Linked DNA regions of Homo sapiens: region 2 is linked to region 1. Evidence: chromatin contacts called from ENCODE Hi-C data. All regions are on one chromosome and are shown on one strand. The core of a region is the stretch at or near the end of the contact, and the rest is flanking DNA. Distances in the headings are between cores, read along the strand shown.

The links. Hi-C counts contacts between places; a loop is a spot of excess contacts on that map. Pooled maps may share reads with other maps.
Region 2: a pooled map shows a loop between it and region 1 (9-fold over the local background). The contact joins the promoter of ZNF416 here to the promoter of ZNF470 in region 1. A Hi-C loop is called at or near these places in 7 of 50 pooled maps.

Annotation. Positions count from the first base shown.
Region 1 is chr19:56,563,072-56,568,717 of GRCh38, reverse strand. It overlaps ZNF470 (zinc finger protein 470), which reads right to left and starts at 1,250. Exons shown (of 6, transcript NM_001001668.4): 1 at 680-1,250. ZNF470-DT (ZNF470 divergent transcript) reads left to right here and starts at 697. Exons shown (of 2, transcript XM_047439806.1): 1 at 697-1,645. The coding sequence starts at 697. The coding sequence ends at 1,635. RefSeq lists enhancers at 811-920, 1,301-1,510, 1,521-1,570.
Region 2 is chr19:57,575,793-57,581,438 of GRCh38, reverse strand. It overlaps ZNF416 (zinc finger protein 416), which reads left to right and starts at 2,528. Exons shown (of 4, transcript NM_017879.3): 1 at 2,528-2,767; 2 at 3,341-3,382; 3 at 5,509-5,635. The coding sequence starts at 2,735. RefSeq lists a silencer at 2,619-2,838.

The DNA.
Region 1 (5,646 bases), core at 1-2,500:
TGAAGTTTGGTGCTGATACTCCCAAAAGGTCTTAGAACTGTGTCTGGCACATAATAAACACTCATTAAACATTAGCTATTACTATAGCATGCAGGAAACTAAACAAGCACAGAACAATATGGCTAAAAATAGCCCTTCCTCCCCCTTTCTCTTTATTGGAGTGGGAGGCCAGAGGGGAGGGAGAGAAGCCCAAGGAATGGGGATATCTTCCGTTATTGACTAGAACGTGATTAAGCCATAGAAAGGCTGGAATGCCTCGGCATTTCTGGGTGAAGCTGTGAATCTCGCCTTCTTCCCAAATCCTACAGTGATAGATGGGACAAGGCTCTGACGGGTAAAAATCTAAATGCTGAGCTATTCCTTCAACAGCAGCAGAGTACCCAGAAGTAATGCTATAATGGGTAATATTACGGGTAGTGTTCTCTCCCATGGGCCCTTAGTGATATACCAAGGACCTGAGTCAGGTTATCTGGTTAGGTGTCTCTGGCCAAGTCAAGGTCCCTCCCTAACTAAACCCAGCTCCACTCTGACCCAAGGTGACCCTCCAAATCTTTCGACTTCCAGGTCCACTAGCCTTAGAAACGGGGGACATCCTCCTCCAGCACCTGAACCCCGAAAGACAGCACCCAAAACCTCAATGTCCACTCCGGCAGCCACATCCGTCATCTGTCACTCTTACCTGTGTACTCAGTCCCCATGGTCTTCGCTCCTCGCCGTCCTGTGGACATGGAGCCCTGTCCTGGGCTCTGCCCCTTCCAGATAGGGCTGACAGGAAATGCTTCAGCCGAGGCTGCCCCGCCCGGGCAACTTCCCCGGGCTCTAGGACTTTGCCCACACTGGGCTCTACGCAGTCGATACAGGGGAGAACGGGGTAAGCCTCCTCCGGCCGGGTTTCCTGCTCTTGGCCACTTAAAGTGCTTCACTCATTCCAACACACACCGCCTTCCGCACGCCGCCGGGCCATGCACGCAGGCGCAGATTCGCGGCCACGCACCGGACAGTCACACACCGGGCCGCCATCCCCGCGCGCGCTCGCCCCTCCTCAGCACAGCACCGCACGCTCACCACGTATGGGCACTCACAGCCACCAGGCCACACGCGCACGCTCACGCCCGCCGCCCACACAGGAACCAGGACACCGCCCCCGCCGCGCCCCAGTCCAGCCTCGGCCGCTGCCCCGCCCAGACCTCCCTTCTCCTCAGCAACCGGCGGGACGTGCACTCGCCCGGCTTTGGGTCCTTTCCGGAAGTGGGCGTGTCCTCCGCTGCAATAGCCCCTGGGAAGTGTAGTCCGGAACGGAGGCGGCGTTCAGAAATAGGGCGCTGGCTTTGCCAGGAGCGGCTCCTCTCCAAGCCTGGCGGTCACTGCCCTGTGTCCCCTTTTGGGCCTCTCCTGGTCCTCCTGGTTGGATTAGGAGGCCTCTCAGCCCGGAGTCTGGGTCGCCGAAGTACAGGCCCCTTCACTGAAGCGACCCACGGCGCAGGGGTTTCTGGAAGCCATCGCCAGGCTCCGAGTGTTCAGATGCAGCTGCCAGGCTCAGGACGCAGAGAACTGGCTTCCAGCTCGCAGGAGCGCCTGTCCGTGGTGGGTAGGGTCGCAGGCGTGGGGTGTGCAGGAGCAGTGGGACAGCACTGAAACGCAGTCGGTAAGGCGTAGCGGCTACCCTCTGGAGAGGAAAACCATGACAGGGCGGGGCTTGGGGCGCGGGCGGGGCCTACGCGATAGAAAAGTGAGGAGATTGGGATTTGTCTGCTTTGCACACTTGTGACTTTCTGATGGTGCGCGTGTGGAACCTGTTTTATTTCATGCCTACTAGTTACTGCTCTCTGATATACGGTACGCCCCTCACCTCCCCCCACCCCATTTTATCTCTCCCTGCTGGAAGGAGGGTTCCAAGAAGGCACACAGCTTCCGTCCTGTTCAGGGTTATATTCTCAGTGACTAAAACAGCACATAGTAGGTGCTTAGTTTTTTATTTTTATTTTATTTTTTAGGAAATCACGAAATCTAGCATTGCCAGTCTCACCATGACACAACATGTTATAGGCTGAATATGTCCTCCCAAAATTACTATGGTGAAACCCTAACCCCTAGTGTGATGACGTTAGGAGGTGGGACTTTGGGGAGGTAACTGGTTTTAGATTAGGTCATAAGGGTGATACCCTTATGATGGGGTCAGTGCACTTATTAAAAAAGAGGAAGGAGGGGTCTCCATGTTTACACAACCACCAAGCAAAGGCCATGTGAGGACACAGCAGGATGTAACCCATTTGCAAGCCAACGGGGCCCTCACCAAGAACTGAATGTGCCAGCACTTTAACTTCCCAGCCTCCAGAATTGTGAAAAATAAAGTCTCTTAGTCAAGTCACTTAGTCTATGATATTTTGTTATAGCAGCCCCAGCTGACCAAGATACAGCATCATAGATACTGGCTCACCAGAAACTAACTCACCCTCCCAGTCACACTCAATCACCCAAGGCCACACAGTGACATCTAGACTGGACTCTCCTGGATCCAATTTATGTCAGACATCATAAACAACATAATAAAGCCAAGTCTAGCTGTGAAGATACTTTAACTATGAAACAGCAAATATCATCTTAGAGCTTGTAACGTTTGTGGTTATTTGAGTTGGATGAAAATGATAATATTCTCATTTTAGCTCTGGCATATAAAGAGCTCGGAAGCCTTCATTCCCATCTTCACAACAACAAAATCATTCAACAAACTGAAAATCAACTTTTCTTAGATCCATCAGAGAACTGAAGATAGAAAGGTAACTGACACCCCAAAATCCCGAGAAAGAAAAATACATAAAATTACAGCCAAGATTAGCTTACTTGAAGCAGAAGCCACTGGAGTTATAAACTGGTAAAAACTTTTATTTTTTATAATTTTGATGAATTGCTGGAGGCTTAGTGTGGGCTAACTTGTGAGTTAAAAACTCCTAGGGGCCCAATCTTAGATGGGCCCCCACACTTTCGTGAATTTTACCTCCAGAAACCCTATCAAATTCTCTCAGTGAAGAATGGGGAAAAATCTCAGGTTTTTGGGCAAGGGGAGGAGAAAAGTAAGCACCACATTTTCCATAATAAACACCTGCACTCCAAGAAAAACTACTTACTAGAGTCTTGTTGGACCTTGGGGAGAGGCAATTGGCCAGCTCCAGTCCCTCTATAGCCTGTCTGTCTCAGTAAGGCAGGATTTTTGAAAGGCTAAGAAGTGCTTCTGAAGATCACAGTCCAAGGCCTCAAGCCCACTAGAAAAATAGTATTTAATAATAAGATTATAGAATGCTTCCCTCCCCACTGTACCTCACTGCCACACTAATGGGGCTCTGGTCAATAACAGTAGATTACAACAGAGAAAACTGCAAGGCACAGACTCTATTTAAGAAGGAGTTCTTAGGGAAGCCCACAGAAGGAGAAGCATCTTGGAAAAAGTAGACAACATGCAAGAACAGATGGGTAATGTAAGCAGAGAGATGCAAACTGTAAGAAGGAATCAAAAGGAAATCCTAGCAATTGAAAACCATTGTAACAGACATGAAGATTACCTTTAGTGAGCCCCTCAGACTAAGACACTCTGAGAAATGAATGGGTGAGCTTGAAGATATGTTAATAGAAATTTCCCAAACTGAAATACAAAGAGGAAAAAAAAAGAATGAAAAAAGAAAAAGAACAGAATATCCAAGAACCATGGGACAATTACAGAAGGTGAAATATATGCGTAACTGGAATACCAGGAGGGGAAGAGAGAAAGGAGAGAAAATATTTGAATAATGACTGAGAATTTTCTAAAATTAATGACAGGACACCAGGCCAGTGTGGTGGCTCATGCCTGTGATACATACCAGCACTTTGGGGGGCCAAAGTGGGAGGATTGCTTGAGCCCAGGAGATTGAGACCAGCCTGGGCAACATAGTGAGACCCCATCTTTAAAAAAATACAAAAATTAGCCGGGTGTGGTGCTGTGTAATTGTAGTCCCAACTACTCGAGAAGCTGAGGTGGGAGGATTGCTTGAGCAAGCCATTATCCTGCCACTGCACTCCCTCCTGGGCAACAAAGCAAGACCTTGTCTCTAAAAGCAAGAAAACAAACACCAAACCACAGATCTAGGAAGATCAGAGAACACAAAGCATTATCACAAGTCACCTTTTGACATTATCACCAGCACTATTCAGTCCTTTTAATTTCTTTCAATCCTTTTTGTTTCAGATTAAATAATTTCTATCTATATTCAACTTCATTAACTATTCTGCCACCTCAAATTTCCTGTTAAACCTATCCAGTGGATTTTTACTTTCAAACATTGTATTTCTTAGTTTTAGAATTCCCATTTTCAAACTGATTTACTCATTTGCTGAAATTCCCATCTGCTCATCCATTAATAGCATTTTCCTTTATGTCATTCAGAATAATTATAATAGGGGCTTTATCATTCTTGTTTGCTAATACCAGTGTTTAAGGATTTGTATTGCTTTCTTCTCTTGAATGTGGCTTATGTTTTCACATATCTAATAATTCTTACTCTATGAGTAACACACTGTAGAGACTCTGTTGTCTCTACAGACAAAAAGTCCGTCTGAATTTTGTTTTTAGTAGGCAGTTCACTGTGTTGAACTCAATCTCCAACTCTTGTCTCACTGAGACAGGTAATGCTAAAGCCTTTGTTGGGATGCTTGGAGTTTGTCCAATACTTGTATAGAAAAGGGACTGTCCAGAAATTTTGGGTCTTAAGTGCTGGTGAAGGCTAAAAGGATAGTGAGAAATACTCCATTAAAAACTGGAGGAAAGAGGGTCCTTGTTATGTAATGGCAGAAAGTTTAGCAGCCTGTTATTTGCAGCTAATGCAGGAAGAAGAACTGGGTGACGTAGCTAAGATTTTCAAGGAATGTGCTGAATGTCCTGTTGCTGTTGTTTTCTTGCTGCTTACAGAAACATGCAAAAGAAGAGATATAAATTGAGGGAATAACTGTTAACAAAGAGGACATTAGGATTTTGAAAATTCTTAGCCTCTGTAGGTGGCAAACAATGCCAAAAACAAGAAAGGGCTTCCAAGCAAAAATGAAATCCAAGTTACTGCTAGGAAAACTGGTCTAGATAAAAACTAAGGGCATGGCTGTAAAATCCAGAACCTCAGAAAGACCAAAGCTGGTATCTCAGTACTATTTAACCACACAAAAGCTCTGTAAAGAGATTAAGGCGACCTGACAGACACTCTTATTCAAATAATTAGGCCTCTAAGAAGCTTATCTCAAAGAGATTTGTGGCTGTGGCTTTTGTCTTGTGCAGTGAACCCCAATGAGGTTCTCATGAAGCCCACAACATTTTCAGAAGACTCAGTAGAAACTCTGCCAACTGGAGTGAGAGGGACAGAGACAGCACAAAATGAAGAGACGCCACTAGATTCCTAAAACTCTAGTAAGCAAGCTAAGAAAGCTATTGATAGCATTTGGAGAGATACCTAATGTTAAATGACGAGTTACTGGGTGCAGCACACCAATATGGCACATGTATACATATGTAACTAACCTGCACGTTGTGCACATATACCCTAAAACTTAAAGTATAATAATAAAAAAAAAGCTATTGAACTGCAAATGCGTTGCAGGAAAAAAGGATTCAGAGGGCAGAACCAAGAG
Region 2 (5,646 bases), core at 1,279-3,778, 1.0 Mb before region 1:
ATACAGGCACACAGTGTGTAATAATCACATTGGGATAAATGGTATTCATCACCTCAAGCATTTATCATTTCTTTGTGTTATAAGCATTCCAGTTATACTCTTAGTCACGTTTAATTCTTTTTTTTTTTTTTTTTTTTTGAGACGAAGTCTTGCTCTGTTGCCCAGGCTGGAGTGCAGTGGCGCGATCTCAGCTCTCTGCAAGCAACGCCTCCCGGGTTAACGCCATTCTCCTGCCTCAGCCTCCTTAGTAGCTGGGACTACAGGTGACCACCACCACGCCCGGCTAATTTTTTGTATTTTTAGAGATTTATTATAGAGATTTGATTTTAGAGATGGGGTTTCACCGTGTTAGTCAGGATGGTCTCGATCTCCTGACCTTGTGATCTGCCCGCCTCGGCCTCCCAAAGTGCTGGGATTACAGGCGTGAGCCACCATGCCCGGTGAGTTATGTTTAATTCTACAATAGATTGTTGTTGACTGTAGTCACCTTGTTGTGCTATCAAATACTATGTCTTATTCCTTCTATCTGACTATATTTTTGCACCCATTAACTATCCCCACTTTCCCTTCCATTTCTGCTATCCTTCTCAGCCTCTGGTAGCCATCCTTCTAAGCTTAATCTCCGGGAGTTCAATTGTTTAAATTTTTAGCTCCCACAAATAAGTGAGAACATGTGAAGTTTGTCTTTCTGTGCCTGGCTTATTTTACTTAACATAATTTCCTCCAATTTCACCCGTCTTCTTGCAATTGATGGGATCTCATTCTTTTTTTATGGCTAAATACTACTCCATTGTGTATATGCATCACATTTTCTTTATCCATTTATCTATGGACAGTTAGGTAGCTTCCAAATCTTGGCTGTTGTGAATAGTGATGCAATAAACATGGGAGTGCAGATCTCTATTAGATATACTGATTTCTTTTCTGGGTGGTGTAAACTGTATCATATGGTAATTCTATTTTTACTTCTGTGGGGAACCTCCAAACTGTTCCCCATAGTGGCTTTACTAATTTACACTCCCACCAACAGCGTATGAAGTTTCCCTTTCCTCTCTGTCCTGGCCAGCATTCATTATTCCCTGTCTTTTGCATAAAAGTCATTTTAACTAGAGTGAGATGATATCTCATTGTAGTTTTGATTTGCATTTTTATAGTGATCAATGATGTTAAGCATGTTTTCATCTACCTGCTTGCCATTTATCTGTCTTTTAAAATTTTTAGTTTTATGAGTACATAGTATGTATGTATATTTATGGGATACGTGAGATATTGTGATACAGGCATACAATGTGTAATAATCATATCAGGGTACACAAGCATTTATCATTTCTTTGTGTTACAAACATTCTAGTTATAATACTCTTTTAGTTGTTTTTAATGTACAATAAATTACTGTTGACTGTAGTCTCTCTACTGTGCTATCAAATACTAGATCTTATTCATTCTACCCTGTCTTAAGGAGGCCTTGGTAGCCATGCTGAGGTTATGGGGTGCTGCTTCCAAAACCAAAAGTATTATGGGCAGCTGGTATGAAGGATCATAGGCTTATGGTCTGTGAGATCCTGTATGTTTAAGAAAGCCCAGTCTTATTGCCAGTAATTACTGTTTTAATGGTGTATAGCATGAGGCTGAAAGAGACAGTTTCCTGCATTGGAAGCTTTTACTCAACAAATGGCCGTTGTATGTGGTTCAGAGATTCCAAGAGGCATGAGAAGTGTAAACCAAAAATAAAATTCCCAGCCCCCCAACCATCTGAATGCATCCTTCCTCTTGGCCAAGGGCATTCCAAAGTTAATCTGAAAAACTAGTTCAGGACGTGATGGGAAGTGAGGGTCAGACTTGCCCTCCTCCCCTTGGAATTCAGGCACAACTGACCAGCATTAACATTAAAACAGAGATTTTAAGACTTCTTGTAGCAATAAGACAGTGAATTCCAGCCTGATTGTAGTATAGCATTACATGACAGATAGCAGGCCCTGAAAGGAATTGAAGTATTTTACTCTAAACTTTATTTATTTGACATATTTTGAAGAGGCCCTGCAAAGGTGTGTCTTGTGGAATCTGCATTTTGCTGAGAATCCCCTTTCCTCTCCAGGGTTTTTTTATTTTCATGGTCCAGGAAAGAATTAAGAGTCTGGCACCTTTCAAAGTCTGATAGGAAACATTTACAATCTATTCCCTCTGAAGCCTGCTGCGTGAAAGCTTCATCTGCTTAATAAGAACCTTGGTCTCTACAACCTCTTATCTTAACCCAGACACTCCCTTCAGTGGGTATGGGACTGCGGAAATCGGCCAGCGGCCCCTTTAAGGAGCAGCAAGTCCCTGTCTCGCTCTTGGTGTCGCGCCTTTTCCTAGCGCCCTCCGCGGGCCGCTTAGCCCTTGTTCCGGGTGAATCTCAGGGAGGGCACCGGAACCCTGGGCTTCTGAGAACTACATTACCCATAATGCCGAGCGCCAAGCTGCAAAGACGCGGAGCCAATCAACGTTCAGGAACGGACCTGTCTCCGTTTGTTGCATACGGTAAGGCGGGACTTCCGGCACCGCTCCGAGATGGTAATTTTGGTGGTTCTCTACCTCGGCCCACGCCGCCTGAGTTAGAAACGCTGCCTCCGGCACAGAGCGGGGGTCGCCCCGCTGCGCATCAGCCGGTGGGTCGCTGGCGCTGGTGGCAGCCGTGCCTGGGTTCCCGCCCCGGGTCGCCCGCCGCTCCCGGCCCCGCTCCGCTCACAATCCGATGGCGGCGGCCGTGCTTAGGGATTCGACTTCGGTGAGTGCTGCGTCTCCCGGGCCTCACCTGCCCTCTCCGCCGGAAATCCAACACCCTGCATGAGGGGCGCCTGCTTGCGTCCCTGCAGCCCGACCCTAGAGTCCAGGACTATGAGGCCCTCGCGGGTGGGGCTCCCATTTACAAGCCTGGTGTCGTGGGCTGTGGAGGGTGTGGCAGGCGGAGGGGCCGGTTTCTGTGAATCTTGCTGGGACGATTGAGCCAGTAACGTTCACGCCCGAATGGTAAAATGAGGCTCTTTCTTTTCAAGACGCTGAGAGCCATGGGTGGTTGTGAACAGACGAGGCACATGGTCTGAGTTAGACTTTTCAAATTTTTTCTAAAGTTACTCAGAGTTGGAACAGCCTGGAAGGGGGATAACACCGAGGCACAGGGAAGTTGAGTCCTTGTGCAAGGTCCCACAGCAGGTAAGAGTCACACGGAACTGAGGAGCAATAATAATTTAGTCATCACCAAGTCACCTGGCTCCAGGGCTGCGCAGGGAAACAAGGAGGCATCAGCCCATGGAGCTTCCACCATAGTTACCTGCCTCTCATAGCCTTCCTCTTCCCGCAGGTTCCCGTGACTGCAGAAGCTAAACTTATGGGCTTTACACAGGTGAGTGGAGAGTGTTTCGGGCCCTCACTGATGCTGACCCCAGTGTTTGTCTCTGAGATTGTGTTCTGGGACTCTTCTCTTGGCACTCTTTGGGTCCTTGGTTCTAGGAATCCTGAACAAACATCAGTCCCAGGGTCATACATCCAGGCTGGAAGCTGGTATAGAATGGTTCCTATTGCTGGGAACCAGTAAAGTAAGGTGTGGAACGTTGTCTCAGGCTTAGATACCAGATGAGCAAGTGCTTGAAGGTCAGGCTGAGCTGGTTTAGGAAACTACAGCTGTTTTCTTTCTCATGGGAACTGAAAGCTGGGATGCAGGAATCAGACAAAAAATGGCTGTCAGTTGTCGGGTGTTTCTTCTGGAGTGTGTGATGAGCAATGACAGTTTGGGGGCAGAGGAGGTATGTGATCTGATCCAGGTCTCATCAGGTTCCCTGTGTGTGGCCAAGCTGAGAGAACAGGCTGAGTGTGAGGTATGAGATAGGAAGATAGTGAAGAAGGCTGCTGCAGTAGTCCAGGTGAGTGTTACTGGTGGCTGGACTTGTGTGGTGGCTGTGGAGGTGGTAGTTGGATTTTAGATCAGTTTTTTTAAGTAGGGAAGCCTGGATTTTGAGATAGAAAAGTAGGATTTAGGGGTAAAAGCAAGGTGTTTGGGTTTAGCAGCTGGAAATATGGAAGCTCCACTAGCGAGGATTGTAAAGTTGGTAGTAGAGTCAGTTATCTCTAGAGATAATCAGAAATTTTGATATGGACCATCTTTATTTTTAAAATTTTTTAATAAAAATCATCTGAACATGGCCCAATGGGACATCTTTTAGAGTCTGAGATGTTTCAAAGAACAGTTAGTTTAGACATGAAGTGGATAGTTTATCCTACAGGACTAGAACTGTGTTGAGGGATTCAGGATAGAGACATTTAAAAGGTGGTGGCCACTACTTGCCTAGGGGTATAGCTTGGGACACAATTAGGAGGTGGAATCGTGATCACTTTGGTAATGCTATTACCAGCCCAGGGAAGGAAGGTTGGGGGTCACTACTGGCTCTCCTGCTTGGGGACATGGTTGGTCATGGTGGGAATCACAAAGACAGGTATGGGAGAGAGGTGGCTATGGTAGGGTGTGAGAGCAAGGATGATCTGGCAAGTGGCCAAGGATCTAGGAGAAGAGTGGGCATGAGATCAATGCTTGGAAGTAATTGAGACAAGATGACACTGAGACCAGAACTAGTGCTTACTCAGCACTCTGGATATATCTACCAGGGTTTTGTGGCAACCCTTGAGGTGTCAGGAATTTCAGGGAGGTGGATAAGTTGAGGGGCACAGGTGGTCATCTGGGAGTTATTGGGCCTGAGGTGTGGGGGTCCCCTGGGGCAGACTTTGAATGAGGGTTAGCAGGAGAGGAAGGCTGTGACTTAAGAGAGGACATCAAGTGCAGCGCTAGTGCAAGAGGGCCATCGGTGTCAGATCCCCAGGTATTTCTGGGTGACTGAGGATGTAGAAAGGGACAGAGTCAGGCAGGGAGGCCTTCAGAGCAGGGTCTCTGAAGGGCTGCCTTTGGCAGTGGGGACCATTCAGCCTGAGTGGCACCGGACCTCATTTCAGTTTGCCAAGCACTTTCTGAATGTTGCATTCCAACTATCGTGGGGATGCCAGAGAGATGCCTATGGTGTGGGGCAACAGGGTGGAAATAGCCGTGGGAGTGAGATTGTTTGAGAGAGTGTGTGCTTCAAAGAGTGATGTGCATATGGAGAGGAAGTGTGAACTGAACAACCCATGGCCATGGCATTGAGGATATAAGAATGATGGCAAACCTCATCATTGTTTGTATGTGAGTGGCATAATTTTGGAAACCCCAGGAGAACTGTCTGACAAGACAAAATCCAGCCCTATATGCTAGACCCAGAGTTTAAAATGGCATTTCCTGGCCCACCTGCCTGTTGGTGCTGTGGGAAGACACAGTGATGATGGGACCATGAGGAGAGGGCAGGAATCAGTGCCACCAGGTCTTGGTATCTCCTCTGAGGTGGGGCTTAGGTATGGGGATAAGCAGGGAAAGGATGTGTGGGGGGCATGAACTTGGGGTCCTAGGAGAGAATCTGATCATGGAAAGATCTATCCCCATCATGGCAGGGCTGTGTGACCTTTGAGGACGTGGCCATTTACTTCTCCCAGGAAGAATGGGGGCTCCTTGATGAGGCTCAGAGGCTCCTGTACCGCGATGTGATGCTGGAGAACTTTGCACTTATAACTGCGCTGGGTAAGGCCCTC